Linked DNA regions of Homo sapiens: region 1 is linked to region 2. The links are chromatin loops, found by intact Hi-C in ENCODE. Cell type or tissue: adrenal gland. All regions are shown on one strand. Links, peaks and the distances in the headings refer to the core of each region. The heading gives the core; the rest is flanking DNA. Region 1 holds the start of TPRX1 (tetrapeptide repeat homeobox 1). Region 2 holds the start of TPRX2 (tetrapeptide repeat homeobox 2).

The links. Hi-C counts contacts between places; a loop is a spot of excess contacts. Peaks named below come from ENCODE experiments on the same cell type or tissue, not always from the same donor. Only the 100,000 strongest peaks of a DNase experiment are listed, where the experiment ranks them.
Region 1: a loop joins it to region 2, with 9 times the contacts of the local background. A loop is called at or near these places in 33 of 110 quality-filtered maps.

The regions. Positions count from the first base shown.
Region 1 is chr19:47,804,512-47,820,300 of GRCh38, forward strand. TPRX1 (tetrapeptide repeat homeobox 1) reads right to left here and starts at 40. Exons shown (of 3, transcript NM_001397346.1): 1 at 4-40. The coding sequence starts at 28. In adrenal gland, for the core only: a CTCF peak has its summit at 9,324; a DNase peak (open chromatin) is centred at 9,370.
Region 2 is chr19:47,855,085-47,870,873 of GRCh38, forward strand. It overlaps TPRX2 (tetrapeptide repeat homeobox 2), which reads left to right and starts at 4,151. Exons shown (of 3, transcript NM_001397347.2): 1 at 4,151-4,187; 2 at 5,029-5,198; 3 at 5,718-6,637. The coding sequence starts at 4,163. The coding sequence ends at 6,428. It overlaps LINC01595 (long intergenic non-protein coding RNA 1595), which reads right to left and starts at 14,277. Exons shown (of 4, transcript XR_936006.3): 1 at 13,956-14,277; 2 at 10,187-10,371; 3 at 9,321-9,423; 4 at 8,206-8,942. It overlaps SULT2A1 (sulfotransferase family 2A member 1), which reads right to left. Exons shown (of 6, transcript NM_003167.4): 6 at 15,383-15,789. RefSeq lists enhancers at 8,592-9,093, 9,094-9,593. In adrenal gland, for the core only: a CTCF peak has its summit at 8,518 (motif pointing left); a DNase peak (open chromatin) is centred at 8,547; H3K27ac peaks cover 404 bases.

The sequences.
Region 1 (15,789 bases), core at 5,083-13,082, 50 kb before region 2:
CACCTTGGAGATGACCAGGGTCTTGCATCCTGAGTCCTGATCTGTTCCCAAACACAAGTGTGTACTGACAAGGGCTTGGCTCTTAAATCACTTCTCTGCTGTGCCCACCCTGGCCCACCCTGCCGGGACCCTCCCTTTCCCACCCTGCCCTGCAGTCCCGCCCCCTGGAGGAGTTGAATGATGGATTAATCCTTCATCACTGATCAGGTACTGCCTGCTGAGCTGTGCTAGGAGCTGGAGAACCTCAGTGGACAACACAGCCTTGGTTTCACCCTCATGGGCCCTAGCCCAGGTGAGGTGGCATTCCATGCGGGTTTGGTTGGGGGAGTCAACATCGTGACCTGTGGTTGGGGTCCCCATCTCAGGAGAGGCACCGCCAGCCAGCCCCCAGGAGTCATCCTTGTTCCTTCCCAGGGCTGGGGCCCCGAGTGACCAATGCCGGTGAGTCTACCCACTCCTCCTGGCTCCTGGGCTGCCTGCCTTGTCCAGCCACTATCCCTCCTTCCTGGATGACCTTGCAACCTCCTCTTTGGTACCTCAAGGCCACTCTGGCCCCTACTATCCATTCCAAAAATTGCTCCCTAGGTGCCTATAGGTGTAAGCAGAGCTTAGTACACATTGGCCCTGCTGATAATGGTTTGGTTTCTGTAGTGGATTTGCCTATGGGGTGAAGTTCTGATAGGCATTCACATAGACCTCTGTTGGTTTCTCCTGGAGAGTAAATGACCTCAGTGCTGGTTTATTCCAGTTTATATACGGGGCTCGTGTGCTGGGTTCACATGAGCCCAGCCTCTCCAAGCTGCATAGACCTGTATCAGGAGGGGGCACAGGTCTGATGGACGTGCCCATGGACCGCTGCTGGTCTGCCCTTGTGAGTGAATGAACCTACTGCTGATGATACAGGGGACCCATGACCTTGGTCTACAGAGATCGGATCCCTCAGAGATGCGTCTTCTCTGTCAGACACCTGGCTGTCCTCATTTCCCCATGGCAGGACCCACGTGGGTTCAGGGATTAGAGAGATTGACAAGGCTCATGGTGCAGGGAACTAGAAATGACTCATGCAATCAATTTCAAAATTCAATAAAACGTAGACATTGTTACCACGGGCCTCGCTCATTGTTTTCACCTGCTACTTAGAGTTCTGCTGTAGAAAGCAGCATCCCCAGCAATGATTCCTCATCGCACACATTGTCCGGCTTCATCTACAGGACATGCTGGGAACACAGTAGTGACCACAGAGATTTTGCACCATGGCTATTTATTTGGTCAATAAAGACATAAACAGATGAACAAGCTCACTGGTACTATTTTGTGAAAATAGACATTTAAATATAAGCAAGTTCACGGCAGCATGATTCACTATCGCCCAAAAGGAGAAAATGCTGAAAACATCGATCCACTGATGCATGGATAAATAAAATGCTGCATGGCCAGGCGCGGTGGCTCACGCCTGTAATCCCAGCACTTTGGGAGGCTGAGGCAGGCAGATCACCTGAGGTCAGGAGTTTAAGACCAGCCTGGCCAACATGGCGAAACCCTGTCTACTAAAAATACAAAAATTAGCTGGGCGTGGTGGCCAGCACCTGAATTTCAGCTACTTGGGAGGCTGAGGCGGGGGAATTGGTTGAACCCGGGAGGCGGAGGCTACAGGGAGTGGAGATTGTGCCACTGTACTCCAGCCTGGGCAACAGAGTGAGACTCCATCTCAAAATAAATAAAAGTGGCTGGGCACGGTGGCTCACGCCTGTAATCCCAGCACTTTGGGAGGCTGAGGTGGACGAATCACTTGAGGTCAGGAGTTTGAGGCCAGCTTGGTCGACATGGTGAAAATCCGTCTCTACTAAAAATACAAAAAATTAGCCAAGCATGGTGGCGGGAGCCTGTAATCCCAGCTACTTGTTAGGCTGAGGTAGGAGAATCACTTGAACCCGGGAGGCAGAGGTTGCAGGGAGCTGAGATGGTGCCACTGAACTCCAGCCTGGGTGACAGAGGGAGACTCTGCCTCAAAAAACAAAACAACATCCCCCAAAAAAACCCACAAAAAATAGAAACCCAAAATGTCATATATTTACACAATGGGATATTACTCAACCATGAAAAGGAATAAAGCTCTGATACGTGCTACAACATGGATGAACCTTGCCAACATGATGCCGAGTGAAAGACGCCAGACTCAAAAGCACATATACGATTCTATTTATACAAAGTGTCCAGAATAGGCAAATCCATAGAGACAGAAAGCAGATTAGTGGTTGCTACGGGTTGGGGAGAAGGGAAAATTGGGACCAACTGGGAATAGCTATGGAGATAGCTATTGGGGACGGTGAAAAATGTTCTAAAATTGACTGTAGTGAAGGAGGCACAACTCTGCAAACAGACTAAAGACGATTTAATTTTTTTTTTTTGAGATGGCGTCTTGCCCTGTCACCCAGGCTGGAGTGCAGTAGTGGTGTGATCTCGGCTTGCTGCAACCTCCATCTCCCGGGTTCAAGTGATACTCCTGCCTCAGTCGCCCAAGTAGCTGGGATTACAGGCATGCACCACCACGCCCAGCTAACTTTTTGTATTTTTAGTAGAGAATGGGTTTCACCATGTTGGCCAGGCTGGCCTCGAATGCCTGACCTCAAGTGATCCACCCATCTCGGCCTCCCAAAGTGCTGGGATTACAGGTGTGAAACACCGCGCCCGGCCAAAACCATTTCATTTTGTACTTTATGATTATTCTTTTCTTTTTGTTTTGCCGTGTTGCCCAGTCTCGTCTCGAACTCCTGAGTTTAAACAACCAGCCCACCTTGCCTCCCAAAGTACTGATATTACAGGCGTGAACCAGCGTGCCCGGCCTGAATTGTATACTTTATTTAATTAAATTTATTTATGTATTTGTTTTGAGACAGAGTCTCTGTTGCCCAGGCTGCAGTGCAGTGGATTGATCTCAGCTCTGCCTCCTGGGTTCAAGTGATTCTCATGCCTCAGCCTCCTGAGTAGCTGGGATTACAGGTGTGTGTTACCACACCCAGTAAAAAATTTTTTCTATTTTTAGTAGAGATGGGGTTTCACCATGTTAGCCAGGCTAGTCTCGAACTCCTGGCCTCAAGTAATTCGCTCTCCTTAGCTTCTCAAAGTGCTGGGATTACAGGCATGAACCATGGCACCCAGCCCTGAATTGTATACTTTAAGTGGGTACTTTTATATTACGTGGATGACATATCAATAAAAAATATAAATTAATGCAAAACTCAGCATATTGCCCTGTGGATTGGCCAAGATCAAAGAGATGGATCAAGTGTAGACCCAGAGAATGTGGTTTTCTCTTGCCATTGATGAAGTGTAGGTTGGTAAAATATTTTTGGAGGTTTTTTTTTGAAATTGACTCTGTGACATCTATTAAAGGATGAAATGTGTATAGTACCCTTTGACTCAATGATTTTTTTTGAGACAGGGTCTTGCTCTGTTGCCCAGATTGGAGTGCAGTGGAGTCAATCGAAACTCACTGCAACCTCGAACTCTGGGGTTTAAGCGATCCTGCAACCTCAGCCTCCTGAGTAGGTGGGACTACAGGCAAGTACCACCATGTCCGGGTAATTTTCTTATTTTATTTTATTTTCTTTATTTGTTTTGAGATGGAATTTCACTCTTCTTGCCCAGGCTGGAGTGCAATGGCGCGATCTCAGCTCACTGCAACCTCCGCCTCCCAGGTTCAAGCAATTCTCCTGCCTCAGCCTCCTGAGTAGCTGGGATTACAGGCACCCACCATGATGTCTGGCTAATTTTTGTATTTTTAGTAGAGACGGGGTTTCACTGTGTTGTCCAGGCTGGTCTTGAACTCCTGACCTCAGGTGATCCACCCGCCTCAGCCTCCCAAAGTTCTGGGATTACAGGTGTGAGCCACCATGCCTGGCCAATTTTCTTATTTTATTTATTTATTTATTGAGACCGAGTCTCGATCTGTCACCCAGACTAAAGTGCAGTGGCTCTGCACTTTAATGCAGATATCGGCTCACTGCAACCTCTGCCTCCTGGGTTCAAGTGATTCTCCTGCCTTCCGAGTAGCTGGGACTACAGGCGCCTGCCACCACATCTGGCTAATTTTTAAATTTTTATTTAATTTTTATTTTATTTTTAGTAGAGATGGGGTTTCACCATGTTGGCCAGGCTGGTCTTGAACTCCTGACCTCAAGTGATCCGCGCACCTTGGCCTCCCAAAATGCTGGGATTACAGGTGTGAGCCACCGTGCCTGGCCTCAATGTTTTATTGTAAGAGACTTATCCTGGGAAAATACTTGCTCCGCTGTGAATAAGCGCAGATATCAGTGTTCAGTGTAACATTTCTTTGAAATATCAACTGAGTTAATTGGATTAATTCACGCCCACAAATTAGAAGATGATTAATTTGTGGCAGCCTCAGACTATGGAATGCTAATGAAAGTTTAAGAAAGGGATGAAGTGGTAACCAATTAGTAAGAAATGATGATCTTTAATGTATTTGTTGTTTTGTTTGCCTGGTGGATGTCTGCTTGCTGTTTGCTGAAATAAATGTGTCTTGAACACAGAGACTTTGTTGGGCTTTTTTTTCCCTCCCAAATCCCCATGTCTGTAATAGGAAAAGCTCAAAGGTGCTGAGTAATAATGTACTAAATGATTGAGTTTGTGTTTTCCATATCAAATGCTGTCTCAGGCACATTGTTTATTTTGAAGAATGTACACATTTAATAAGCACATACAAAAAATATATATTATACATATACATATTCTTTTTTCTTTTCTTTTTCTTTCCTTTTTTTTTGGAGACAGGGTCTCTCTCTATCACCCAGGCTGCGTTGCACTGTCATGATCTCGGCTCACTGCAACCTCTCCCTCCTTGGCTCAAGCCATTCTCCCACCTCAGCCTCCCAAGTAGCTGAGAGGACAGGCGCATGTGCCACCACATCTGGCTAATTTTTGTATTTTTTGTAGAGACGGGGTTTTGCCATGTTACCCAGGCTGACCTCTAACTCCTGACCTCAAGTGATCCATCCATGTTGGCCTCCCAAAGTGCTGAGATTACGGGTGTGAGCACAATATATTTGAATGAACAATAAATAACAACAAAGATAAAAACTCCTGCAAAAGTAATTACCCAGAGATGACGCGGAATGTCTATTTTCTCTATTTCCTGCTGTTTATAATTATTATTTTTTAATGGACAACCTGGAAAACAAGAAGCATTTCTGGCCTTGAATGCCACCCTAGGACTCGTCAACACCCTGCCCACAGAAGTCCCCATGCCTTTTCTCGTCCTGATGTGTCTTCAGGGTTGGATGGAATTTCTGGAGATTCCTCCTGGGGCTCCCCAGGCAATGGCCAAATTCCTAGAGTCAGGTGGATGGAGGGAGGTCTTCTGAAGCCTGGGGCAAGAGTGATGTAAGTGGGAATGAAGTCGGTGGAAAAGTGTGAAGAAGGGATTATGAAATCCATTCTTGGCCAGACGCAATGACTCACACCTGTAATCCCAGCACTTTGGGAGGCCGAGGTGGGCGGATCACCTGAGGTCAGGAGTTCAAGATCAGCCTGGCCAACATGGCGAAACCCTGTCTCTACTAGAAATACAAAAATGAGCTGGGTGTGGTGGAGGGCGCCTGTAATCCCAGCTACTTGGGAGGCTGAGTTAGGAGAATCACTTGAACCCCTGAGGCAGAGGTTGCCGTGAGCTGAGATTGTGCCACTGCACTCCAGCCCCGGCGACAGAGTGAGACTCCATCTCAAAAAAAAAAAAAAAAAAAAAAAAAAATCTATTCTTATTTGATTCCTTCAGAACAGAAACAGAAACAATGGCTCTCTCCTTATCCATCAATTTTTTTTTTTTTTTTTTTTTTGAGACAGAGTCTCGCTCTGTCGCCCAGGCTGGAGTGCAGTGGCCGGATCTTGGCTCACTGCAACCTCTGCCTCTCAGGTTCAAACCCTTCTCCTGCCTCAGCCTCCTGAGTAGCTGGGATTACAGGCGCCCACCACCACGCCCGGCTAATTTTTGTATTTTCAGTAGAGACAGCATTTCACCATATTGGCCAGACTGGTCTTGAACTCCTGACCCTGTGGTCTGCCCGCCTCAGCCTCCCAAAGTGCTGGGATTACAGGCGCGTCCAGCCTTCCATCAATTCTTCAATCTCCTCTTTTACCCTATGCCTGTGGGCTCTGATGGGGTTGACCTCTTGGTGGGGTTGACTCATCTTTGCTCCTGCCCCCAAGAGGCCCACAGACACCTCCCCATCCTCTGCATTGTGAGGGTATCTCTTGGTGCAGGGGGAGGGGGTTCAGGAGGGGCACATGGGCAACAAGGAGTTGTTTGGGCTTTGAAGACAATATTGGGGCAGATCAGAGTGGGGGTGACAAAGGCATGAGGTTGGCCTTTGCTTTCTAGAATCTTGTTGTTCAATGTCTTTCTGACATTGGGGTTCCTCTCGGTGTCTGGACATTCATTCTTGAAACACTGTCCTTGCTCTCTGTTTTTTTTTTTTTTTAATTTTATTTTTTGAGACAGGATCTCTCTCTGTCACCCAGGCTGGACCGCAGTGGAGTGATCTCAGGTCACTGCAACTTCTGCCTCCCGGGTTCAAGGGATTCTCCTTCCTCAGCCTCCAGAGTAGCTGGGATTACAGGCGCCCGCCACCATGCTTGGCTAATTTTTGTATTTTTAGTAGAGACAGGGTTTCACCATGTTGGCCAGGATGGTCTCAAACTCCTGACCTCAGGTGGTCAGCCCTCCTCAGCCTCCCACAGTGCTAAAATTACAGGTGTGAGCCACCGCACCTGGCCGGCCCTGAGTTTAATTTGAATGAATCAACAACATATATTCAATAAGGTGTCTTTAAACCGAAACACGCATGAACCAGGGTGAGGTATTGATCGATTGATGACAATAGTGTGAGCAGAGCCTTGTGGGACCCCAAATCTGTATTTCCCCTGGGAGCAGGGGTTCCTTATTGGCTGAGACCATGTTCATGGCAACTTTTTTTTTTTTTTTTTTTTGAGACAGCGTCTCACTCTGTTGCCCCGGCTAGAGTACAGTGGCGCGATCTCGGCTCACTGCAACCTCCGCCTCCCGGATTCAAGCGATTCTCCTGCCTCAGCCTCCTGAGTAGCTGGGACTACAGTCATGCGCCACCACGCCCAGCTAATTTTTGTATTTATAGTAGAGATGGGGTTTCACCATATTGGCCAGGCTGGTCTCGAACTTCTGACCTCGTGATCCGCCCACCTCAGCCTCCCAAAGTGCTGGGATTACAGGCGTGAGCCACCGCGCCCGGCTAATGGCAACTTCACAGAACATAACAAGTAAGAATGAGGAGAACTGCCTGTATTTATTTATTTTTAATTTCTTTTATATATATTTTTTGAGACGGAGTTTCGCTCTTGTTGCCCAGGCTGGAGTGCAATGGTGCAATCTCAGCTCCCTGCAACCTCTGCCTCCTGGGCTCAAGCAATTCTCCTGCCTCAGCCTCCCAAGTAGCTGGGATTACAGGCACCTGCCACCACGCCCGGCTAATTTTGTATTTTTAGTAGAGATGGAGTTTCTCCATGTTGGTCAGGCTGGTCTTGAACTCCTGACCTCAGGTGATCCGCCCACCTCGGCCTCCCAATGTGCTGGGATTACAGGAGTGAGCCACCCGTGCCCGGCCTGAGAACTGTCTGTATTTATTAAGTGCTCAGTACATTCAAGGGACTGATCTAGGCACCTCCAGAGAGTTAACGGGTGCAGTCCTTGTTCTCAGGGAACTCGTTGTTCAAGTGGGGGAAGGCAGGCGTTACTCAAAGAATCACAGAATAGGCTGGGCGCTATGGCTCATGCCTGTAATCCCAGCACCTTGGGAGGCTGAGGTGGGTGGATTGCTTGAGGCCAGGAGTTCGAGACCAGCCTGGGCAACATAGCGAGATCTTGTCTCTCTTAAAAAATATAAAGAAATGGCCAACCATGGTGGCTCATGCCTGTAATCCCAGCACTTTGGGAGGCCGAGTCAGGAGGATCAATTGAGGTGAGGGGTTCGAGACCGGCCTGGCCAATATGGTGAAACTCTGTCTCTACTAAAAGTACAAAAAATTAGTCGGGCATGGTGGTGTGTGCCTGTAGTCCCAGCTACTTGGGAGGCTGAGGCAGGAGAATCGCTTGAACCCAGGAGGGGAGATTGCAGTGAGCCAAGATCACACTGAGACAGAAATTAAAAGAGAGAAACAGAATAAAGCAAAGGTTAAGTGAGAAACACTGCACTTCATCCTGGGCCACAGAGTGAGACTCCATCTCAAAAAAACCCCCCAAAACCAAAAACTAAACAAAAAAAGCCTGGGCCTGGTGGCTCACGCCTGTAATCCTAGCGCTTTGGGAGGCCGAGGCGGGTGGATCACTTGAGGTCAGGAGTTCAAGACCAGTCTGGCCAACATGGTGAAACCCCGTCTGTACTAAAAATACAAAAAATTAGCCAGGTATGGTGGCACGCGCCTGTAATCCTAGCTACTCAGGAGGTTGAAGCAGGAGAATCGCTTGAACCCAGGAGGTGGAGGTTACAGTGAGATGAGCTCACACCACTGCACTCCAGCCTGGGCGACAGAGTGAGACTGTGTCTCAAAAATAAATAAATAAATAAATAAATAAATAAATAATAATAAATAAAACAACCCCCCCCACCCCGCCAAAATTAGCCAGGCGGAGTGGCGTGCTCCTGTAGTCCCAGCTACTTGGGAGGCTGAGGTGGGAGGATCGCTGGAGTCTGGGAGGTTGAGGCTGCAATGAGCAGTGATTCCCCGACCTGCACTCCAGCCTGGGCAACAGGGTGAGACCCTGTCTCAACAAACAAACAACAAACAAAACTCCCCAAAAGCCCACGACCCCCCCAAAACACACAAAAAACAAAAAGCCACATGCCAAGAATTAATAAGTAACTCTGGATGAGGGAATCGGGTCCTTGTAGAGAGGGGAGTTGTTCCAGAATTGCAGGTGGAGGCACTAGGCACTCCGGTGACCGTGGCGGCGAGAGTCAAGCTGGGAAGACACTTTCCAGGCGCGGGGAGCAAGATCTCTCAGCCTCCAGGTGCCCTCTCTGCCCCTTGGCATTCCCCCACCCTGCCCCTCTGTCTCCCCCTTTCTCTGTTCCTCAGTTTCCCCTCCTCGTTGTCCCTTGTGGGGTCCCAGTGTGTGAGTTGCTTTGTGTCTACCCCCTTCCAGGGTCTGACAAGCAGAAGGAGTTTTCATTATATCCTGGCAGTCTGTCCCCCAACCCCCAAATCGGATCTAATTCTGCTCTGCTGAGGCTGGCCTGGCCTGGCCTAAGAGGATTGGAACATTTGCTAAATGGGACTAGGACAGGGTGAGAGAGGCGTCGCTGGGGAGACCCAGGTGCCAGGACGGCCACCAGGGGGCGGCAGAGGACGAGGGAGACCAGAAGACAGAGGGGACAGAGAAGGGCGTGGTGGGGGCGGGGTGGGGGTGGGGTGGGGAGAGGCAGGGAGTGGATACAGGCATATTCCCTGGCTGTTTAGGGAACCACATTTAAGGGGTTAGAAGGGTGCCAACATTGCTGATTTTTTTTTTTTTTGAGACAGAGTCCTGCTCTGTCAGCCAGGCTGGAGTGCAGTGGTGTGATCTCGGCTGACTGAAACCTCTGCCTCCTGGGTTCAAAGGATTCTCCTGTCTCAGCCTCCCAATAGCTGGGAATACAGGCACCCACCACTACGCAGAGCATATTTTCGTATTTCAGTAGAGGCGGGGTTTCACCGTGTTGGCCAGGCTGGTCTCGAACTCCTGAACTTAAGTGATCTGTTCACCTCGACCTCCCAAAGTGTTGGGATTACAGGTGTGAGCCACAGTGCCCAGTCAACATTGTTGATTTTTAAGGTTTATTATGCGCTGTGGCTCACGCCTGTAATCCCAGCACTTTGGGAAGCTAAAGCAGGAGGATCATTTGAGCCCAGGAGCTTGAGACCAGCCTAGGCAACATAGCGAGACCCTGTCTTAAAAAATAAGAATAAAGTTTATCATTAACCTCTACCCTGACTTTCTACTCACTCTCCCCTCTCTGTTCCTTTAGGGATAATGGGGGCCTGGAGAGTGGGAAGGGGAGTGCAAGCATGGGGGTCTGGAGGTGTCTGATCAACGACCTCAGAGATGACCTGAGGTTTCCTGAGCTGGGAATGTTTTGGAAGGGTCTGAACTGCAAGGAATCTTTGCAGAGTCCTGGGGTCTACCTCTGATGTGAAGCATCTTGCATTTTGGAGCTGTCCAAGTAAAACATGAAAAAGAATTTGATACAGAATTAAAAATACATTTTTGTTTTTTCTGAGACTGAGTTTCGCTCTTGTCGCCCAGGCTGGAGTGCAATGGTGTGATCTTGGCTCACTGCAACCTCTGCCTCCTGGACTCAAGCAATTCTCCTGCCTCAGCCTCCCAAGTAGCTGGGATTACAGGCATGTGCCACCATGCCTGGCTAATTTTGTATTTTTAGCAGAGAGGGAGTTTCACTATGTTGGCCAGGCTGGCCTTGAACTCCTGACCACAAGTGATCTGCCCGTCTTGGCCTCCCAAAGTGCTGGGATTACAGGTGTGAGTCATTGTGCTTAGCTCAATAAATAGATAAATTATATATATATATATATATATATATATATGCAAATATATATATATATATTTTTTTTTTTTGAGACAGTCTTGCTATGTTGCCTAGGCTGGAGTGCAGTGGTGTGAGTTCGGCTCACTGCAACCTCCGCCTCCCGGGTTCAAGCGATTGTCCTGCCTCAGCCTCCTGAGTAGTTGGGATTACAGGCGTGCAACACCATGCCCGGCTAAGTTTTGTAGTTTTAGTAGAGATGGGTTTTTACCATGTTGGTCAGGCTGGTCTCGAACTCCTGACCTCGTGATCCACCCACCTTGGCCTCCCAAAGTGCTGGGATTACAGGCATGAGCCACCGCACCTGGCTCAAAGAATACTTTAAGTAAAATTCAAAATCTTCAAAAGTGTTTTTAAAATTCCACGCTTTTAATTTCTACTTCATGCCAGGCCCAGTGGCTCATGCCTGTAATCCCAGCACTTTGGGAGGCCCAGGCAGGAGGATCACTTGAGATCAGGAGGTTGAGACCAGCCTGGGCAACATAATGAGACCCCCGTCTCTACAAAAAAAAAAAAAAAAAAAAGCAGGTGTGGTGGTGTGCACCTGTAGTTCCAGCTACTCAGGAGGCTGAGACGAGAGGATCATTTGAGCCCAGGAGGTTGAGGCTTCAGTCAGCCGAGATCACGTCACTGCACTTCAGCCTGGGCAACAGAGCAAGACCCTGTCTCAAAAAAAAAATGTAAAAGAAATAATTTCCAATACAGTAAGTAGCAATAGATATATAGTCAATATCAACAAAAGCTCTTTGAGCCTTCGGTTACTTTAAATTTCAAGAGCTGGAGAGGACCCTGGAGTGTTTCTTTGGGACTTGGGACAAGTCTTATTTAGACTCTGGGTCATGTGTAGCGGGGTAGTTGAGGGCACGGTTTTGAGAGGCAAACACGGCTGACCCAAATATTGTTTTTCTGTTTATTTATTTATATTTATATATATATTTTTGAGACAGGATCTTGCTCTGTTGCCCAGGCTGGCATGCAGTGGTGTGGTGAGTCTCGGCTCACTGCATCCTCCGCCTCGCGGGTTCAAGCAATTCTCATGCCTCAGCCTCCTGAGTAGCTGGGATTATAGGCGCACACCACCATACAGCTAATTTTTTGTATTTTTAGTAGAGACGGGGTTTTGCCATGTGGGCCAGGCTGGTCTTGAACTCCTGAGCTCAAGCGATCCTCCCACCTTGGCTTCCCAAAGTGCTGGGATTACAGGTGTGAACCACTGTGCCTGGCCTTCTTTTTAATTTTTTAAAATTATATTTTTTTGGCCTCCTTCCCCTCCTAATATATTTTATTTTGTAGAGATAGGGTCTCACTATGTTGCCCAGGCTGGCCTCAGTCTCTAATCCATAGCCTCAAATGATCCTCCTGCCTTGGCCTCCCAAACCCCTGGGAATTTTTTTTTTTTTTTTTTTTTGAGATGGAGTCTCACGCCGTCGCCCAGGCTGGAGTGCGGTGGCACAATCTCGGCTCACTGCAAGCAACGCCTCCCAGGTTCATGCCATTCTCCTACCTCAGCCTCCCGAGTAGCTGGGACTACAGGCGCCCGCCACCACGCCCGGCTATTTTTTGTATTTTTTAGTAGAGATGGGGTTTCACCATGTTAGCCAGGATGGTCTCGATCTCCTGACCTCGTGATCTGCCCGCCTTGGCCTCCCAAAGTGCTGGGATTACAGGCGTGAGCCACCACGCCCAGCCCACTGTGAGCTTTTCTTTTGCATTTCCCTGATGATCAATGAATGTGAGCCCAGTTTTATACACTGGTGGATTATTTGCTATTCTCACTTTTGAAATGCCTGTATAAGTCTTCTGCAACCTGGTTGAATATCAGGCATTGATGTTTTATGATCTCAAATGGTGGAACAAGGGAGATCAGTGTCCTTGCCCTGGGGATCAGCCTGGGAGGCCCAAGGCTAGTTCTCAGAGCTGTGGAGTTCGGCACCCACTGGGTCCCAGGTTCCCACCTGAGCAGTTGTTCTCACAGGTAAGGCCTGAATGCTCACAGCCACCTTGTGGTGCAGACACACAGATAACTCCATTCTACAGGCAGGGAGACTGAGCCTGGGAAGGAGGGAGGTGCCCACAGGTCCCAGCTTCTCACACACTGCATGAACCACAGACCTTGGGAACAAGATCTCAGGGAACAATAACTCCATGGAAACTTCCTCCCAGGCGGCTTCTGGTATCATCCCCACTTTACAGAGGAGGAAACTGAGGCTGAGAGAAGTGTAGTCTCCAGTTCTGTCTCCCACGTCAGCGGCAGAGCCAGAGCTGGGCCAGCACCTGCCCCGGAGCCTGTGCCCTCCTGATCACCAGGTGATATGGCCTCTTAGGATGCTCGCCACAGCCCCACGGAGCTCAGAGGTCCCTTTCTCAGAGGAGGAAACTGAGGCTGAGAGAGGTTTCGTCAATTTCCGAGGTCACACAGGTGATGAGTGGAAGAACCAGGGGTAGAATTTAAATCTCTTTGGCCCCCGAGCCCCGCTCTTCACCCCCGAGTCTGCCTGGGATTCCTAGAAGATGGATGAGGTCAGCTTCCTCCCCTGCTCCCATGGGATTCCCAGGGCTCATTGTGACAGCTTGTCACTGTATCCACTTTGCAGAGGAGGAAACTGAGGCCCAGGAGCCCATATGAAGGGCCCAAGGCCACGCAGTGAGAAAACAACAGGATTTAAACCCAAACTCATGTGGCTCCATGCCAGCTCTTGGCAAGACCCTCCCGACTCAGCCATGTTCAGGGCCCTCCCTTGTTGGCCCTGCCAGCCTCTCTCTGCCGCATCCGTAGGCTCCTCTGTCCAGTGAGGACAAGGAGCTGAGTGGATGCACCCACTACCAGGCATGGGACCTGGTAGAAGCAGGGATTCATGGCACAGTTAGAGCCTGAATGAATTAACTCAGGAACAATATGATCCCTGAAGCATCCAGAGATTCAAACACTAGTGGGCAGCCCCACAGTCTGACCTCACAGTGCTGCAATCACAGACCCTTGGTCCTTTTGGGAAAACATCACACCACTTCTCTGTGCCAGTGTCTCTACCTGGTTCTGCCCCACCATCCATCCATCCATCCATCCATCACCCATCCATCCATCCATCCATCCACCCATCCATCACCCATCCATCCATCCATCCATCCATCCATCCATCACCCATCCATCCATCCATCCACCCATCCATCACCCATCCATCCATCCATCCATCCATCCATCATCCATCCATCCATCCATCCATCCATCATCCATCACCCATCCATCCCTCCATCCATCCATCCATCCATCCATCCCTCCGTCCATCCATCCATCCATTTCTTTCACATTTATTGAACACACACTTACTGCTGTGTGTCTGGGACAGTCCTAGGTACTGGGAATACAGCTGAGAACAAGACAGACAGGGCCCCATCCTCCTGACAAGGGCAGACAAGAAACAAGATGTCAGTAAGAGTTTTGCAAAAGATTAAATAGGATGAATGTGTTAGGGAGCTAAGGGGGTGCAGGTATGAGGAGCACCCCCATCCTGCAGTAGAGCCTGGAGTGAAACTCATCAACAACCTGATCCAAGGATCCTCCAGTATTCCATACATCTTCAGACTGTCCCCAGAATTTAACCCCACTTTTTTTGTTTATTATACTTTAAGTTCTAGGGTACATGTGCACAACGTGCAGGTTTGTTACATATGGATACATGTGCCATGTTGGTTTGCTGCACCCATTAACTCATCATTTACATTAGGTATTTCTCCTAATGCTATTCCTCCCCCTGCCCCCCACCCCACAACAGGCCCCTGTGTGTGATGTTCCCCACCCTGTGTCCAAGTGTTCTCATTGTTCAATTCTCACCTATGAGCGAGAGCATGCGGTGTTTGGTTTTCTGTCCTTGTGATAGTTTGCTCAGAATGATGGTTTCCAGCTTCATCCATGTCCCTGCATAGGACATGAACTCATCCTTTTTTATGGCTGCATAGTATTCCATGGTGTATATGTGCCACATTTTCTTAATCCTTAACCCCACTTTTTCCAGCTGCAATCATGTGCATTACAATAAGTCTCAAAGTCAGGTAGCGTAAGTTCTCCAACTCGTTTTATTTTTCCAAGACTGCTTTGATTATTCTAGATCATTTATATTCCATAGCAACTTCAGAATCAGTTTGACAATCAATTTCTACAGAAAAATCCTGATGAGATTCTGATTGGGATTGCAGTAAATCTAAAGATTAGTTTGAGAAGAATTGACCTCTTAATAACATTGAGTCTTCTAAACCATGAACATGGTATAGTTCACTATTGACTTGAGTCTCCTTTAATTTCTTCCAGCAGTGCTTTATATTGTTTCAGTAGGATAATGATCTGATAGAAGAGATGACAGGACTTATGGATGGATTGGATGTAAGTGGTGAGGAGAAAGGGGTTAGGGGCCAGGCTGAGTGCCCAGATTTCTGCCTGAGCCACTGGGTGGAGATGAGAAGGAAAGCAAGTTGCCTCAGAAGACCTAGCTCAGAGAAGAAGTGCTTGGATTTGATTTCAGCTTACTTGATCCCAGGGCCATGTGCAGGACCAGCTGAAACCCACCTCTCTGTACCCCCACCCCTGGAAGGACTCTGGATCCAGGAGCCAACCAGTACCCAGATTCCCCAGGGCAGGTGATTTAAGAGTTGCTGACACCTTCTCTGTCCCGCTGGAAGTTATTTTCTCCTCCCTCTCCCTGTACAGCTGACCTTCCTTCCCTGCTGCAGGGCCAGGGGGTCTGTTCCAGGACTGGATTCTCCCATCAGGAGCCTCTGGACTGGTCGCCGAGGGTCAGACGGCCCCTCCCTCTCTTGCTGTCATCCCTGGCTCTTCAAGCTAATGAGACCTGTCCTGATTCCTCAGCCAGGCCTGTAGCCTTAATCTCTCCTAGCAGGGGGTTTGGGGGAGGGAGGAGGAGAAAGAAAGGGCCCCTTATGGCTGAGACACAATGACCCAGCCACAAGGAGGGATTACCGGGCGTGTGTGTGTGTGTGTGTGTGTGTGCTTGCGTGCGTGTTTGGGTGCACGGGGAAGTGAAACAGACCCGTGTGGGACCCAGGAGCTCAGGGACATATTAATATCTAGAGAGACAGACGAGAGGAGAGAGACACAAAGAGGGCCAGAGACCAGGAAAATCAGAAATACAGAGCAACAGAGGTACCA
Region 2 (15,789 bases), core at 4,048-12,047:
ATTTTTAGTAGAGACGGAGTTTCACCATGTTGCCCAGGTTGGTCTGGAACTCCTGGGCAAGCAATCCACTCGCCTCAGCTTCCCAAAGTGCTGGGATTACAGGCGTGAGCCAGGGCACCCGGCCCCAAACTGAAACTTTGTACCTATCAAATATTGAACTCCTCATTCTCCCCATCCCCAGCCCTTGGGAACCTCTAACTTATTTTCTGTCTCTATGAATTTGTCTATGTTAGATATTTCTTGGGAGTGGACTCATACAATATTTGTCCTGGCTTATTTCATTTAGCATAAATACTCTCTAGGTTCATGGAGGTTGTAGCCTGTGCCAGAACTTCTTTCTTAAGGCTGAAGAATATTCCATTGCATGGATAGACCACATTTTGTTCATTCATTTGATAGACATTTGGGTTGTTTCAGCCTTTTGGCTATTGTAAAAGATGCTGCTATGAACATTAGTGCACAAATATTTGTTCACTTCCCTGATTTAAATTCTTTTTTTTTTCCTGTTTTTAAACATTTTTTTTAGTTTGCATTCTTTTAGGTATAAAAGTCACTCTGTTTTGAATCCTTTCCAAAATTATCAAACAAGCTCAAATCCTATAACATTTGCCATTAAAAGCAAGGGCAGCCGGGCGCGGTGGCTCATGCCTGTAATCCCAGCACCTTGGGAGGCCAAGGTGGGCGGATCACTTGAGGTCAGGAGTTTGAAACCAGCCTAGTCAATATGGCAAAACCCCATCTCTACTAAAAATACAAAAATTAGCTTGGTGTGGTGGTGGGCGCCTGTAATCCCAGCTACTCGGGAGGCTGAGGTAGGAGAATCGCTTGAATCCGGGAGGCAGAGGCTGCAATGAGCCAAGATCGCGCCGGCAACAGAGCCAGACACCGTCTCAAAAAAAAAAAAAAAAAAAAAAAGCAAGGGCAAAAGCCACAATTCCTTTCACATCAATCTAAAACATCCTTTCAAACACCCTCTTACTGAGAGGCCCCAAAGGTTCCCTTTGTGTTCCTCCTTCTTGCAACAAGACAATAAACCCAACTTTGCTTGACTACTGGTGTCCCTCTGATGGTCTTCAGCTGATCAACATTGACAGGTTTCACCAAGTCAGTCTTAAAAACCAACCACCTGGGCATGGTGGTTCACACTTACAATCCCAGCAATTTGGGAGGTTGAGGCAGGAGGATCGCCTGAGCCTGGGAGCTGGAGATCAGGCTGGGCAACAGAGCAAAACCCTGTCTCTACAAAAAATAAAAGAAATTAGCCGGGCATGGTGGTGGGTGCCTGTAGTCCCAGCAACTTGGGAGGCTGAGGTGGGAGGATTGCTTGAGCCCATGAGGTCAAGGCTGCAGTGACCTTGACCTGTTGCCACTGTACTCCAGTCTGGGCAACAGAGCAGGACCCTGTCTCAAAACCAAAAATACAAAACAAAAACAAAAACAAACAACAACCTATGCTCCAAAACCATTTCTGGGGAAATAATCAGATTCCCTACCCGTTCACCTACGAAGCCCAGCTAGAGTCTCTCGTCTTAATCTTTGCCAATCGAATACACAAAGTTTTTTTTTTTTTTTTTTCACAGAGTCTCGAATTGTCGCCTGGGCTGGAGTGCAATGCTGTGATCTCCACTCACTGCAAGCTCTGCCTCCTGGGTTCAAGCAACTCTCCTGCCTCTGCCTCCCAAGTAGCTGGGGTTACAGGCGCCCGCCACCACGCCCAGCTAATTTTTTTGTATTTTTTTGTAGAGATGGGGTTTCACTATGTTGGCCAGGCTGGTCTCAAACTCCTGACCTCTTGATCCGCCCGCCTCAGCCTCCCAAAGTGCTGGGATTACAATCACGAGCCACCACGCCTGGCCTCAAATATGCAAAGTTTTACATTTAATTTATTTTAGAAATTATAGAGAGGGGGACCATCTACTCACATCTTATAGACCAAGAAAACTGTGAGATCATTCCTGTTGACAGCAGGGCCATCATCTGCTTTGGTGAATAATGTGTTCCCAGCCACCTAAAAGCCGAACAAAATGTGCAATTATGGTAAAATGTTTCCAGAAAGGAAGCAGAATATAGATACAATGATGGAAGAATGCCACAGTGAGATACTAAGCAACCTTTTAAGAGCGTGCAGGGAACTTGTAAACATACCATCTATTTGTTTTATAATTTATTTATTTATCTATTTCCAAGACAGGGTCTCTACTCTGTCGCCCAGGCTGGAGTGCAGTGGTTTGATCATGGCTCACTGCAGCCTCGAATTCCTGGGCTCAAGCGATCCACCCCCCTCAGCAGCCCAAGTAGCTGGGACTACAGGTGCATACCACCACACCTGGCTAGTTTTTTGTTTTTTTTTAAAATATATTTTGTAGCGATAAGGTCTCGCTATGTTGCCCAGGCTGGTCTCGAACTCCTGGCCTCAAGTGATCTTCCCCCCTTGACTCCCAAAGCCCTGGGATTACATGCATGAGCCACCATGCCCAGCCACTATTTGTTTTGTTTCAGTTTATATTTATTTATTTATTTATTTTGAGACAGAGTTTCACTATTGTTACCCAGGCTGGGGTGCAATGGCACGATCTTGGCTCATCACAACCTCCACCTCCTGGGTTCAAGCAATTCTCCTGCCTCAGCCTCCCGAGTAGCTGGGATTACAGGCATGTGCCACCATGCCCAGCTAATTTTGTATATTTAGTAGAGATGGGGTTTGTCTATGTTGGTCAGGCTGGTCTCGAACTCCCTACCTCAGGTGATCCACCCACCTCGGCCTTCCAAAGTGCTGGGATTACAAGCGTGAGCCACTGCGCCCGGCAGAACTTTCTTATATTTAAATGTCTATCTTCACAAAATAGTACCAGTGAGCTTGTTCATCTGCTTATGTCTTTATTGGCCAAATAAATAGCCACGGTGCAAAATCTCTGTGGTCACTACTGTGTTCCCAGCATGTCCTGTAGATGAAGCCGGACAATGTGTGCAATGAGGAATCATTGCTGGGGATGCTGCTTTCTACAATAGAACTCTAAGTAGCAGGTGAAAACAATGAGCGAGGCCCGTGGTAACAATGTCTACGTTTTATTGAATTTTGAAATTGGTTGCATGAGTCATTTCTTTTTCTTTTTTTTTGGGAGGGGGCCGGAGTCTCCCTCTGTCACCCAGGCTGCACTGCAACCTCTGCCTCTCAGGTTCAAGTGATTCTCTTGTCTCAACCTCCCAAGTAGCTGGGATTACAGGTGCCTGCCACCAGGCCCGGCTATTCTTTTTGTAGTTTTAGTAGAGACGGCGTTCTGCCATGTTAGCCAGGCTGGTCTCAAACTCCTGACCTCAGGCGATCTGCCCGCCTCGGCCTCCCAAAGTGCTAGGATTACAGGCGTGAGTCACCGCGCCCAGCCTTGCATGAGTCATTTTTAGCTCCCTGGATCATGAGCCTTGTCAATCTCCTTGACCCCTGAACCCATGTGGGTCCTGCTATGAGGAGATGAGGGCAGCCAGGGGTCTGACACAGCAGATGCATCTCTGAGGGACCTGACTTGTGTGAACCAAGGTAATGGGTCCCCTGCATACATCAGTAGCAGTCCATGGAAATGTCCATCAGACCTGTGTCCCCTCCTGGTTGGGGGAGCAGGAAACTTCAAGAATGACTAGTAGGGGCCAGAGTGGCCTCAAAGGACCAAAGAGGAGGCTGTGGGGTCATCCAGGAGAGAGGGATGGTGACTGGACAAGGCGGGCAGCCCGGGAGCCGGGAGGAGTGGGTAGACTCGCTGGCATTGATCATGTGGGGCCCCAGCCCTGGGAAGGAATAAGGATGACTCCTGGGGGCTGGCTGGCGGTGCCTCTCCTGAGATGGGGACCCCAACCACAGGTCATGATGTTGACTCCCCCGATCCCATGTGGAATACCACCTCGCCTGGGCTAGGGCCCATGAGGGTGAAACCAAGGCTGTGTTGTCCACTGAGGTTCCCCAGCTCCTAGCACAGCTCAGCAGGCAGTACCTGATCAGTGATGAGGGATTAATCCACCATTCAACTCCTCCAGGGGGCGGGACTGCAGGGCAGGGTGGGAAACGGAGGGTCCTGGCAGGGTGGGCCAGGGTGGGCACAGCAGAGAAGTGATTTAAGAGCCAAGCCCTTGTCAGTACACACTTGTGTTTGGGAACAGATCAGGACTCAGGATGCAAGACCCTGGTCATCTCCAAGGTGAGCAGGGACAGAGGTGTGAGGGGCCTGGGCTGATCCTGTGGCTGAGGCTGCAGAGTGCAAATCTGGGCAGCCAGAGAAGGGCTGGGCCTGTGCGGGCGGCTTCCTGTCCTGCAGACGGGGGAGAACTTAGTGGTGTCTGGGAAATGAAAAATCATGCAGCTGGGCGCAGAGTCTCACGCCTGTGATCCCAGCTCTTTGGGAAGCCAAGGTGGGAGGATCACTTGAGCCCGGGACTCTGAAACCAGCCGAGCCAACATAGTGGAGACCCGTCTTTAGCAAAAATACAAAAATTACCCAGGGGTCGTGGTGCACACCTGTGGTCCCAGCTACTCGGGAGACTAAGGCGGGGGGTTCCTTGAGCCCAGGAAGTGGAGGCTGACTTGAGCCGTGATCACATCACTGCACTCCAGCCTGGGTGACAGAGCGAGATCCCCTCCAAGAAAAAGAAAGAAGGAAAGAAATTAAACCATGCAGTTGAGTGGAGCAGAGGACTGGGCAGGTGGCGGCTCCCCTGCAAGTGTCAGGGTCCCTATAACCCTTGGATGGGAGGGGACGGGGCAGCTGGGGAGGGCTGAGCAGGCCTGAGGCAGCCCCGTCTGCTCCGAGGTGAGGCGCCTACGCTGCCTGCCTTCCCAGGAGCTGTTATCGCGCCCATTTCCTAGATGTGGACCCTGAGGCCCAGAGAGGTGCAAGGTCTGGTCTGGATACCAGGCTGCTATCCGCGGTGCCGCCCCAGCCCACACTGCCTGGGCTCCTGGCCTGGCGCAGGGGACGGGGTCCCTAGGGGGGCTGGGGGCTGCCTGGGGGTTTCTGTGACCTGTTTCCCTCCCACCCCCAGGCCCTCCCCTGGCCCTGGACCCTCCAAGGAGACAGCGGCAGGAGCGCACGGTCTACACTGAAAGCCAGCAGAAAGTGCTAGAATTTTACTTTCAGAAGGACCAGTACCCGAACTACGACCAGCGACTGAATCTGGCGGAGATGCTCAGCCTCAGGGAGCAACAGCTGCAGGTCTGACCCCCACCCCCACCCCGCCCGCCCCAGTCACCCCAAGGAGCCTCCCCACCGCTGTCACTCACCGGGGCCTGGCCCGCCCGACCACCTCCCGCCCTGCCACGCAAGGGGTCCCGCCAGTGTAGACCCGGGCTGCATCCTGAGTCCTGTTCCAACTCTATGCTAGCCCAAACTCGCCCACATGATCGGCCCAGGCTGTCCCCCACGGGGTCTCCCGGTGCCCGGACCTCAGGCACCCGTGAGAACCCGCGGTCCCTCCCCTGGAACCCTCCCTGGCCCCCCGGGCACCTGGGCGGCAGACCCGGCTCCTCCCCTCCCACCCCACCCTCCTCCCCCTACTTTCCCCTCCCTCTTCCCTCCCTTCTCCAGGCCTGGGAGCCGGGGGCCCTCATATGGTGGGTGCGGGGTGGGGGTGAACACCGGGAGAGTTTTGAGGCCGGCGCCGCCCCCGAGCGGCTCACCCGGGCCGCGCGAGTCCCTCCTTCACACCTTCTCCCTGTCCCCTCTGCCCCCCAGGTGTGGTTCAAGAATCGCCGCGCCAAACTAGCTCGGGAGCGGCGGCTCCAGCAGCAGCCCCAGCGCGTCCCTGGGCAGAGAGGCCGAGGAGCCCGCGCTGCGCCCCTAGTCCCTGTAGCCGCTGCCTCCTTCCCTGGGGGTCCTGAGTTCCCGCAGGGCAGGGGTTCCTGGATCTCCCCTCAGCCGGGCCCCTGGGGAGTCCTCCCAGCAGCAGAACCGAAGATCTACAGCCTCCCCCGGACCTGGGGTGGCCCTGAGTGTGGAACACAGGAGGGCCTCAAGGCTGTCCCGGCTCCAGGCCCTGGCCCAATCCCAGCCCCTATCCCAGGCCCAGCCCAGATCCCAGGCCCAGTCCCAGGCCCAGCCCCGAATTTAGGCCCAATGTCAGGCCCACTGTCAGTCTCGATCCCCGGTCCAATACCAGCCCCCATCTCTTGCCCAGGCCCAATCCCAGACCCAGTCCTAGGCCGAACCCTGATGCCAGGCCCAGGATCACTCCCAACCCCAGCCCCAGGCGCCTTGTGGCCTCAGAGCCCCTATGCCTCCAACTTGTCGCCAGACACCCAGTTATACCCTGACTTCACCAAGCTGCTCCCGCTCCTAGACCGGTTCGAGGAATCCTCACTCTCCACCACGACGTCTCAGTACAAAGAGGAGGATGGCTTCGTGGACAAAAATCACTCAGTCCCCAGGTCATTACTGGATTTATAGGGGGCCTGTGCCTGCAAAGTTCTTCAGATCCCAGAGGGCCTGGAGTGGCTGATCTACACTGCTGGTGACTTTCTGCAGTGAATGCATCACCCTTTACCCACCCTGCTGCAGGTGGACATTTGCTGTCTTCACTGTGCAGCCATCACAGGTGGCTCTGCTGTGAATGTGCCTGCCTGTCATTTGAATTGAGCCTGAGCGTTTCTCTGCTGAGACTGGAGTCGCTGCTCACTGGGATGTTTGGCATTAGTGGATGCCGCTTGAGAGCTTTGTTAAGGGCTTTTCCCAGCCCTCCTTCTGGTCAATGTCCTCCCCAACACTGAGGCTTGTGAGACTTTTTAATGTTTGTCGATCCAGTGACTTGTGGTTTTGTTGTGGTTGTAATATCCATTTCCCTGATGATTGAGAGATTGAGAAATTCTCATATGGGTATTAGGCATTTTCAAATAGTGACTATTTTTCGTTTTTTTTTTTGAATATTTTCTCATTTTTATTAAATAGTGACTATTCATGGTCTTTTTGGCCCATTTTTTGTAGTTGATTTCTTTACAAATGTTTATAATTTTTTTTTTTTGAGTCAAAGCCTTGCTCTGCCACCCAGGCTATCGTGCAGTGGCACGATCTTGGCTCACTGCGGCCTCTGCTTCCTGGGTTCAAGTGATTCTCTAGAGTCTCAGCCTCCTGAGTAGCTGGGACTACAGGTGCCCACCACCGTGCCTGGCTAATTGTTGTATTTTTAGTAGAGATGGGGTTTCATCATGTTGGCCAGGCTGGTCTTGAACTCCTGACCTCAAAGTGTTCCGCCTGCCTCAGCCTCCCAAAGTGCTGGGATTACAGGTGTGAGCCACTGTACCCGGCCACGATGTTTTAAAATAAAACTCCATTGGGAGTTAATATTCTGCGAGGATCTCCTATTATGTGGTTCGTCTTCTTGCTTTTGTTAAGTAGATCACTGTGCATAGCATTCAAAACATTCATCAGCAGATTCATTCTTCAGTAGAAGAAAAAACTCAATTTAAAAATCAGACTTGATGGACAAAAACTGTTATAAAAGTTTATTTTTTTTTTGAGACAGGGTCTCACTCTGTCATCCATGCTGGAGTGCAGTGGTGCCATCTTGGCTCACTGCAACCTCCGCCTCCCACGTTCAAGTGATTCTCCTACTTCAGCCTCCTGACTTGCTGGAACTACAGGTGTGGGCCACCACACCTGGCTAATTTTTGTATTTTTTGTAGAGACAAGGTTTCTCCATGTTGCCCAGACTTGAGCTTTCAAGTTTCTTCAAGAAAATTGTTGGAATTTTAATTGGAATGACATGAAATTTAGAAGTGTTTTTGGGAGAAATTGAAATTTTTACAAAGTCTAGTCGACCTAGTACTTATTTATATTCATTCAATCGGTGTTTTACAAAGGTTCTTCATGAAATGTTGTTATTGTTATTATTATTATTATTTTTCTGACAGAGTCTCGCTCTGTCGCCCAGGCTGGAGTGCAGTGGTGCAATCTTGGCTCACTGCAACCTCTACCTCCTGGGTTCAAGTGATTATCTTGCCCCGGCCTCCTGAGTAGCTGGGCTTACTGGGATTACAGTAGCACACCACCACGCCCGGCTAATTTTTGTATTTTTAGTAGAGATGGGGTTTCACCATGTTGGCCAGGCTGGTCTTGAACTCCTGACCTCAGGTGATCCACCCCCGTCGGCCTCCCAAAGTGCTGAGATTACAGGCGCGAGCCACCGTGCCTGGCTGAAATGTTATTATTTAATCACAGAGCTCTTGCATGCATCTTTCTGTAGATTTATTTCTTGCACTTCATTTTTATTATTGTCTGATATTTTACATGGTATTTTAAATTTCTTATTTTAAAAAAATGTTTGTCTTGCACATAGAATTCAGTTGATCTGTTTATTTTGTTTCCAGGAACCTAGTTCAATTCTTTTGAATTCTCATAACTTAGCTGGACATTGTAAATTTAAAAATGAATAAAACTTCATGGTTACTTTGTGGACATTGATTGCTGCTAAGCCGACGAGTGCCTCTCCTCAGCACTCCACACCCCTCTCCGCGTCTCGCTTCCTCTGCCGCCCCCTAGTGGCCATCCTGGCCCTGGGTCTCCCCACAGCGGGTTCTCTGACCCTGCCTGTCCTGGTCCCGTTTAGCAAATGCTCTAATCCTCTTAGGCCAGGCCAGCCTCAGCAAAGCAGAGAGAGAATTAGATCAGATGTTGGGGGAAGGGAGGACGGCTGTGCGTGTGTGCGGGGGACAGACTTCCAGGATGTAATGAAAGCTCCTCCTTATCTAGCCGACCCTGGTAGTAAAATACACACAAAAACACCGGAACTTCACACCAGTCAGACTCTGACAGTGTGGGAAGAGTAGGGAGGAATCTAATCCATCTATTGTAGGCGAGGGAGCCCCTGTGGACATTCTGGGGGCATGGGGGAGAGGTGGTCCAGTCTGACTGTAGATTCAGAATCACATCCTGGGCCTAGGGGAGGGACGGTGGTGCTCCAGGGCCCTGCAGGCATATCAATGAATGGAAAATGGATTAGTTTATTAATGAAGATGGAATTTGCATGTGCCCTGATTAGCTGAATAGAAAGTGAATGGATTAAGTAGAACAGAATTCCTCTCTTTTTCATCTCCTCAATTCTTCTTTTTTTTGGATACAGGATTTCACTCTGTCACCCAGGCTGGAGTTCAGTGACGCGATGTCAGCTCACTGCAACCTCTGCCTCCCCGGTTCAAGCGATTCTCCTGCCCCAGCCTCCCGAGGAGCTGGGATTACAGGTGCCCGCCACCACGCCCGGCTAATTTTTATATTTTTAGTAGAGATGGGGTTTCACTATGTTTGCCAGGCTGGTCTGGAACTCCTGACCTCAGGTGATCCACCTACCTCGGCCTCCCAAAGTGCTGGGATTACAAGCATGAGTCACCAGGCCGGGCCACGGATTAGTTTGTTAATGAATGAAGATGGAGTTTGCACATGCCCTGATTAGCTGAACAGAAAGTGAATGGATTAAGTAGAACAGAATTCCTCTCTTTTTAATCTCCTCAATTCTTCTTGTTTTTGGAGACAGGGTCTCGCTCTGTTGCCCAGGCTGGACTGCAGTGATGCAATCTCGGCTCACTGCAACCTCCACCTCCCAGGTTCAGGCTATTTTCCTGCCTTACCCTCCCTAGTAGCTGGGATTATAGGGGCTAGCCACCACGCCCAGCTAATTTTTGTATTTTTAGTAGAGATGGGGTTTTACCATGTTGGCCAGGCTGGTCTTGAACTCCTGACCTCAGATGATCCACCCACCTCAGCCTCCCAAAGTGTTGGGATTACAGGCATGAGCCACTGCTCCTGGCCTCAATTCTTTTTTTTTTTTTTTTTTTTGGAGACAGGGTTTTGCTCTGTCACCCAGGCTGGAGTGCAGTGGTGTGATCTCGGTTCACTGCAACCTCCGCCTCCCAGTTTCAAGCAATTCTCCCACCTCAGCCTCCTGAGTAGCTGGGACTACAGGTGCATGCCACTGTGCCTGGCTATTTTTTTTTTTTTTTTTTTGATAAAGACAGGGTTTCTCCATGTTGCTGAAGCTGGTCTCGAACTCCTGAGCTCAGGCAATCCTCCAGCCCATGTCTCCCAAAGTGCTGGGACCACAGGCAGGAGCCACTGCCCCCGGCTATATCTTCTCCATTCAATTTCCCTCCTTTTTCACCCAAGCAAGCAGCCCCCTTCACTCCCTTTGGAAACCGAAAATTCCAAGGGAATTTTACCATCTCCTAGGAAGCTCTCCCGCCTCTCCTCATCATCCCAGGCTGTGTTCTGGGCATCCCCAAGGGAAGCATCTGGACTTCTCACTGGACCAAGGAAGAGGGGACGAGGTGACGTTCAGAAGGCGGGCCTTCGAAATTCCCCATGTCTGTCTTGGCAAGAGCAAGAATTTCTCTTGTTTTCCTGCCTGTAGCCAAAAAGCATAACAAGAAAGGATTCAGGGTACGTATGAGAACAGTTCATTGTACCTTCGACAAATGGGTCAAGTTCAAGCTAATACTGCCCTGCATGCTCCGGGATGGAGATGGAGGCAGTGCAGGTAGAAATGTCATTGTCTTGTAAGGATCAGAGAGAGGGGGAAAAGGGCCAATTTTTTTTTTTTTTGTAGAGGGAGTCTCACTCTGTCTCCCAGGCTGGAGTGCAGTGGCTCGATCTTGGCTCACTGCAACCTCTGCCTCCCGGATTCAAGCGATTCCCCTGCATCAGCCTCCTGAGTAGCTGGGACTACAGGCGCCTGCCACCACCAAACCCAGCTAATTTTTTTATTTTTATTTTTATTTTTTGAGATGGAGTCTCGCTCTGTCACCCAGGCTGGAGTGAAGTGGCGTAATCTCGGCTCACTGCAACCTCCACCTCCCGGGTTCACGCCATTCTCCTGTCTCAGCCTCCCTAGTAGCTGGGACTACAGGCGCCCGCCACCACGCCCGCTAATTTTTTGTATTTTTAGTAGAGACGGGGTTTCACCGTGTTAGCCAGGATGGTCACGATCTCCTGACCTTGTGATCCACCCGCCTCAGCCTCCCAAAGTGCTGGGATTACAGGCATAAGCCACCAAGCCTGGCATTTTTGTATATTTTGTAGAGACAGGGTTTCACCATGTTTTCCAGGCTGGTTTTGAACTCCTGATCTCATGTGATCCTCCTGCCTCAGCCTCTCAAAGTGCTGGGATTACAAAGTGTGTGAGCCACTGTGCCAGGCCAGAACCTCTTGCTTTAACACCCTGCTTCATCCTAGGTCTCTGGATCTAGTTTCTGATTTTCTTTTTTTTTTTTCGAGATGGAGTTTTGCTCTTTTTGCCCAGGCTGGAGTGCAATGGCACGGTCTAGGCTCACTGCAGCCTCCACCTCCTGGGTTGAAGTGATTCTCCTGCCTCAGCCTCCCGAGTAGCTTGGATTACAGGCGCCTGCCACCACGCCCAGCTCATTTTTTTTTTTTGTAATTTTAGTAGAGCAGGGTTTCACCATGTTGGCCAGACTGGTCTCGAACTCCTGACCTCACCTGACCTCAGGTGATTTGCCCGCCTCGGCCTCCCAAAGTAGTGGGATTACAGGCGTGAGCCACCGCACCTGGCCTGATTTTTTTCTTTTTTTCTTTTTTTGAGATGGGGTCTCACTCTGTCACCCAGGCTGGTGTACAGTGGTGTGATCATAGCTCACTGCAACCCTGAACTCTTAGGCTCAAGCAGTCTTCTCATCCCAGCCTCCCTAGTGGCTGTGCCTACAGCCATGTGCCACCAAGCCAGGCTAATTTTTAATTTTTTTCCTGTAGAGATGGGGTCTTGCTATGTTGCCTGGGTTGGTCTCGAACTCCTGGGCTCAAGCTATCCTCCCATCTAGCTTCCTAAAGCATTGGGATTACAGGTTTGAGCCACAGCACCTGGCCTGCCCCATCTCTTAAAAAAAAAAAAAAATAGTGAGGTTGGTGGGGTGGGGCACCAGTATGTTTTAAAGCTCTGAGGCAATTCCAGTGTGCAAAGCTTGAGTACTGCTGTTCTCAGTCAAATCCCTGCCATGGAGTAGACAGACTCCTGGGAGTTGATGCCTAACTGTCATTATTAAGAAGACACCAAAGCCAGCTGTGGTGGCTCATGCCTGGCATCCCAGCACTTTGGGAGGCCGAGGTGGGTGGATCACCTAAGTTCAGGAGTTTGAGACCAGCCTGGCCAACATGATGAAACCCCCTCTCTACTAAAAATAAAAAAATTAGCAGAGCATGATGGCGGGTGCCTGTAATCCCAGCTACTCAGGAGGCTGAGGCATGAGAATCGCTTGAACTGGGGAGGTGGAGGCTGCAGTGAGCCAAGATTGCGCCACTGCGCTCCAGCCTGGGTGACAGAGCGAGACTGTCTCAAAAACAAACAAACAAACAAACAAAACTATTTTAGTAAAAGAAAACTCAAAATTGCCTTATCTGATTGTCCCTTTCACAGAAATCCACCTAGATAAAATCAAATGCCATAAAGAGAAAGATGTGAATGGTCATTATTTTATTTATTATTTATTTATTTATTTTTGAGATGGAGTTTTGCTGTTGTTGCCCAGGCTGGAGTGCAGTGGCTTGATCTTGGCTCACCGCAACCTCCACCTCCCGGTTCAAGTGATTCTCCTGCCTCCGCCTCTCGAGTAGCTGAGATTACAGGCATGAGCCACCATGCCCAGCTAATTTTTGTATTTTCAGTAGAGACGGGGTTTCTCCATGTTGGTCAGGCTGGTCTCCAACTCCCGACCTCAGGTTATCTGCCTGCCTCGGCTCCCAAAGTGCTGGGATTACAGGCATGAGCCACTGTGCCCAGCCTGCGAATGGTCATTATTTTTATACCAAATAAATATAGTAGCCACCAGTAAATTCATTAGTTAAAAAGGGTTTTCAGCTGGGCATGGTGGTTCACGCCTGCAATCCCAGCACTTTGGGAGGCCTAGGTGGGTGGATTACGAGGTCGGGAGATCAAGACCATCCTGGCTAACACGGTGAAACCCCGTCTCTACTAAAAATGCAAAAAATTAGCCAGGCATGGTGGCGGGCGCCTGTAGTCCCAGCTACTTGGGAGGCTGAAGGAGGAGAATGGCGTGAACCCGGGAGGTGGAGGTTGCAGTGAGCCGAGATTGTGCCACTTCACTCCAGCCTGGGTGACAGAAATTCTGTCTTAAAAAAAAAAAAGGGTTTTCAAGGCCAGGTAAGGAGGTGGCTCACGCTTTCTAATCTCGGGAAGCCGAGGTGGAAGGATGGACTGAACCCAGAAGTTCGAGACTGGCCTGGGCAACATAGTAAGACCCCGTCTCTACAAAAAATTAAAAATTTGGCCAGGTGTGGTGGCACTACCTGTGGTCTCAGCTACTTGGAAGGCTGAGGCAGGAGGGAGGATCACTTGAGCCTGGGAGGTGGAAGCTGCAGTGAGCTGTGGTGGTAGCACTGCACTCCAGACTGGATGACACAGCAAGACCCCGTCTCAAAAAAAATTTTTTTCCAGACTCCCATTTTAACAGACTGTTTCTGCCGGGTGCAGTGGCTCACGCCTGTATTCACAACACTTTCGGAGGCCGAGGAGGGTGGATCACTTAAGGTCAGGGGTTTGAGACCAGCCTGGCCAACATGGTGAAAACCCGTCTCTACTAAAAATACAAAAATTAGCCTGGCATGGTGGCTGGCGCCTGTAGTCCCAGTTACTCAGGAGGCTGAGGCAGGAGGATCGCTTGAATCCGGGAGGCAGAGGTTGCAATGAGCTGAGATCGTGCCACTGCACTCCAGCTTGTACGACAGAGCAAGACTCCATCTCAAGAATATCCCCCAAAAACAACAAAAAACCTCAGACTGCTTCCCTGAAATTCTTCTAAAGAAAATGCCTGACAGGAAATAACTTAAGGATATTGTGGGTTTTTATTGTTGCTACTTCGAGATGCAGTTGTATCTCTAGAGACACAGTGGGGTCAGATCAGAGATGGGGTTCATTCAGGGGCACCCCCAGAACTGGGAGAGTCCTCGGCTTCCACATACCCGTTATGGTGCTCCGTGGCCACCAGGGGGCAACAATACGTCACTGTTCCAGCCCAGGGAGCGGCCAACCAGAGCTTGGACCTGGGGTGTCCCAGGAGCCACCTAGACCGGCTGGTTCCTTCCATACAAAAGACCTCCAGGTGGGATGGGGGAGAGACACCCCACATTCGAGTGGGAGAAAAACATGGAAAAGACACAGAGGCAACATTATATTTCTTTCCACTTGTGTAATTTAAGCTAAAGCCAAACAGCTAGAAAATATACTTTTTTTTTTTTTTTTTTTGGAGACAGTCTTGCTCTGTTGCTCAGGCTGGAGTGCAGTGATAGGATCATAACTCACTGCAAGCTCCGCCTCCCGGGTTCAAGCCATTCTCCTGCCTCAGCCTCCCAAGTAGCTGGGACTACAGGCACCCGCCACCACGCCTGGCTAATTTTTGTATTTTTAGTAGAGACAGGGTTTCACCATGTTGGCCAGGCTGGTCTCAAACTCCTGAGCTCAAGTGATCCACCTACCTTGGCCTCTCAAAGTGCTGGGATCATAGGCGTGAGCCACCTTACCCGGCCTTCTTGTTGTGGTTTTAATTTATATTTCTCTAGAGGCAAATGATGCAAAACATCGTTTCATGTGCTGATTTGCCATCCCTGTGTCCTCTTTGGTGAAATGTTTGTTCAAATCTTTTATTCTTTTTTTTCTTTTAAAAGATTATTTGTTTAATGCTGGGTTTTAGGAGTTCTTTATGTATTCTAGAAACAAGTCCATTGCCAGATATGAGATTTACAAGTACTTCCTCTCCATCTCTGGTTTGTCTTCTTGTTTTCTCATTTTGTTTTGAGATGGAGTCTCACTTTGTTGCCCAGGCTGGAATGTAGTGGCACAATCTCGGCTCACTGCAACCTCCGCCAACACATCTGGCTAATTTTTCTATTTTTAGTAGAGACAGGGTTTTACCATGTTGGCCAGACTTGTCTTGAACTCCTGAGCTCAAGTGATCCACCTGCCTCGGCCTCCGAAAGTGCTGGGATTACAGGCATGAGCCACCGCACCTGGCCTATCTTTTCATTCTCTTTATAGGTTCTTTGGTTCTTTTGCGGAACAAGACTTTAGTTTTTTTATTTTTTATTTTTGAGATGGAGTCTCCCTCTGTTGCCCAGGCTGGAGTGCAATGGTATGATCTCAGCTCACTGCAACCTCCATCTCCTAGGTTCAAGCAATTCTCATGCCTCAGCCTCCCGAGTAGCTGGGATTACAGACATGTGCCATCATGCCCAGCTAATTTTTGTATTTTTAGTAGAGACAGAGTTTCACTATGTTGGCCAGGCTGGTCTCAAACTCCTGACCTCAAGTGATCCGCCCTCCTTGGCCTCCCAAAGTGCTGGGATTACAGGTGTGAGCCACCGCACCTGGCCTTATGAAAGTTTTAGAAGCCTCCATAAACACCGTTTATTGTATATGGTTTAACAACACAGAGTAAGAGGATAAAATTAGATTGCAAATTACACTCCTTAAGATCAGAGCAATAATAAATTGTGGAGATACATGTGATGAAAAGAAATGGAACCTTAATTGCTCCTGTAATTTTATTTCTTATTTTTATTACTAATTTTTGCTCTAAAATCTGTCACTGTAGCTATTTCTTATTTTTATTAACAAACATTTAGACATCCTTTTAGGTAGTACGTACATTATTCTTGTAGCATTCTGTAAACGGGAAACATTGCAAACATTTAAAAAAGTCTGGGATCCCATGACTCAACTCACTGCAACCTTTGCATCCCTGGGCTTTGAACCCTGGTTCTCTGAACCCTAGTCACTTCTTTCTTTTTGAGACGGTCT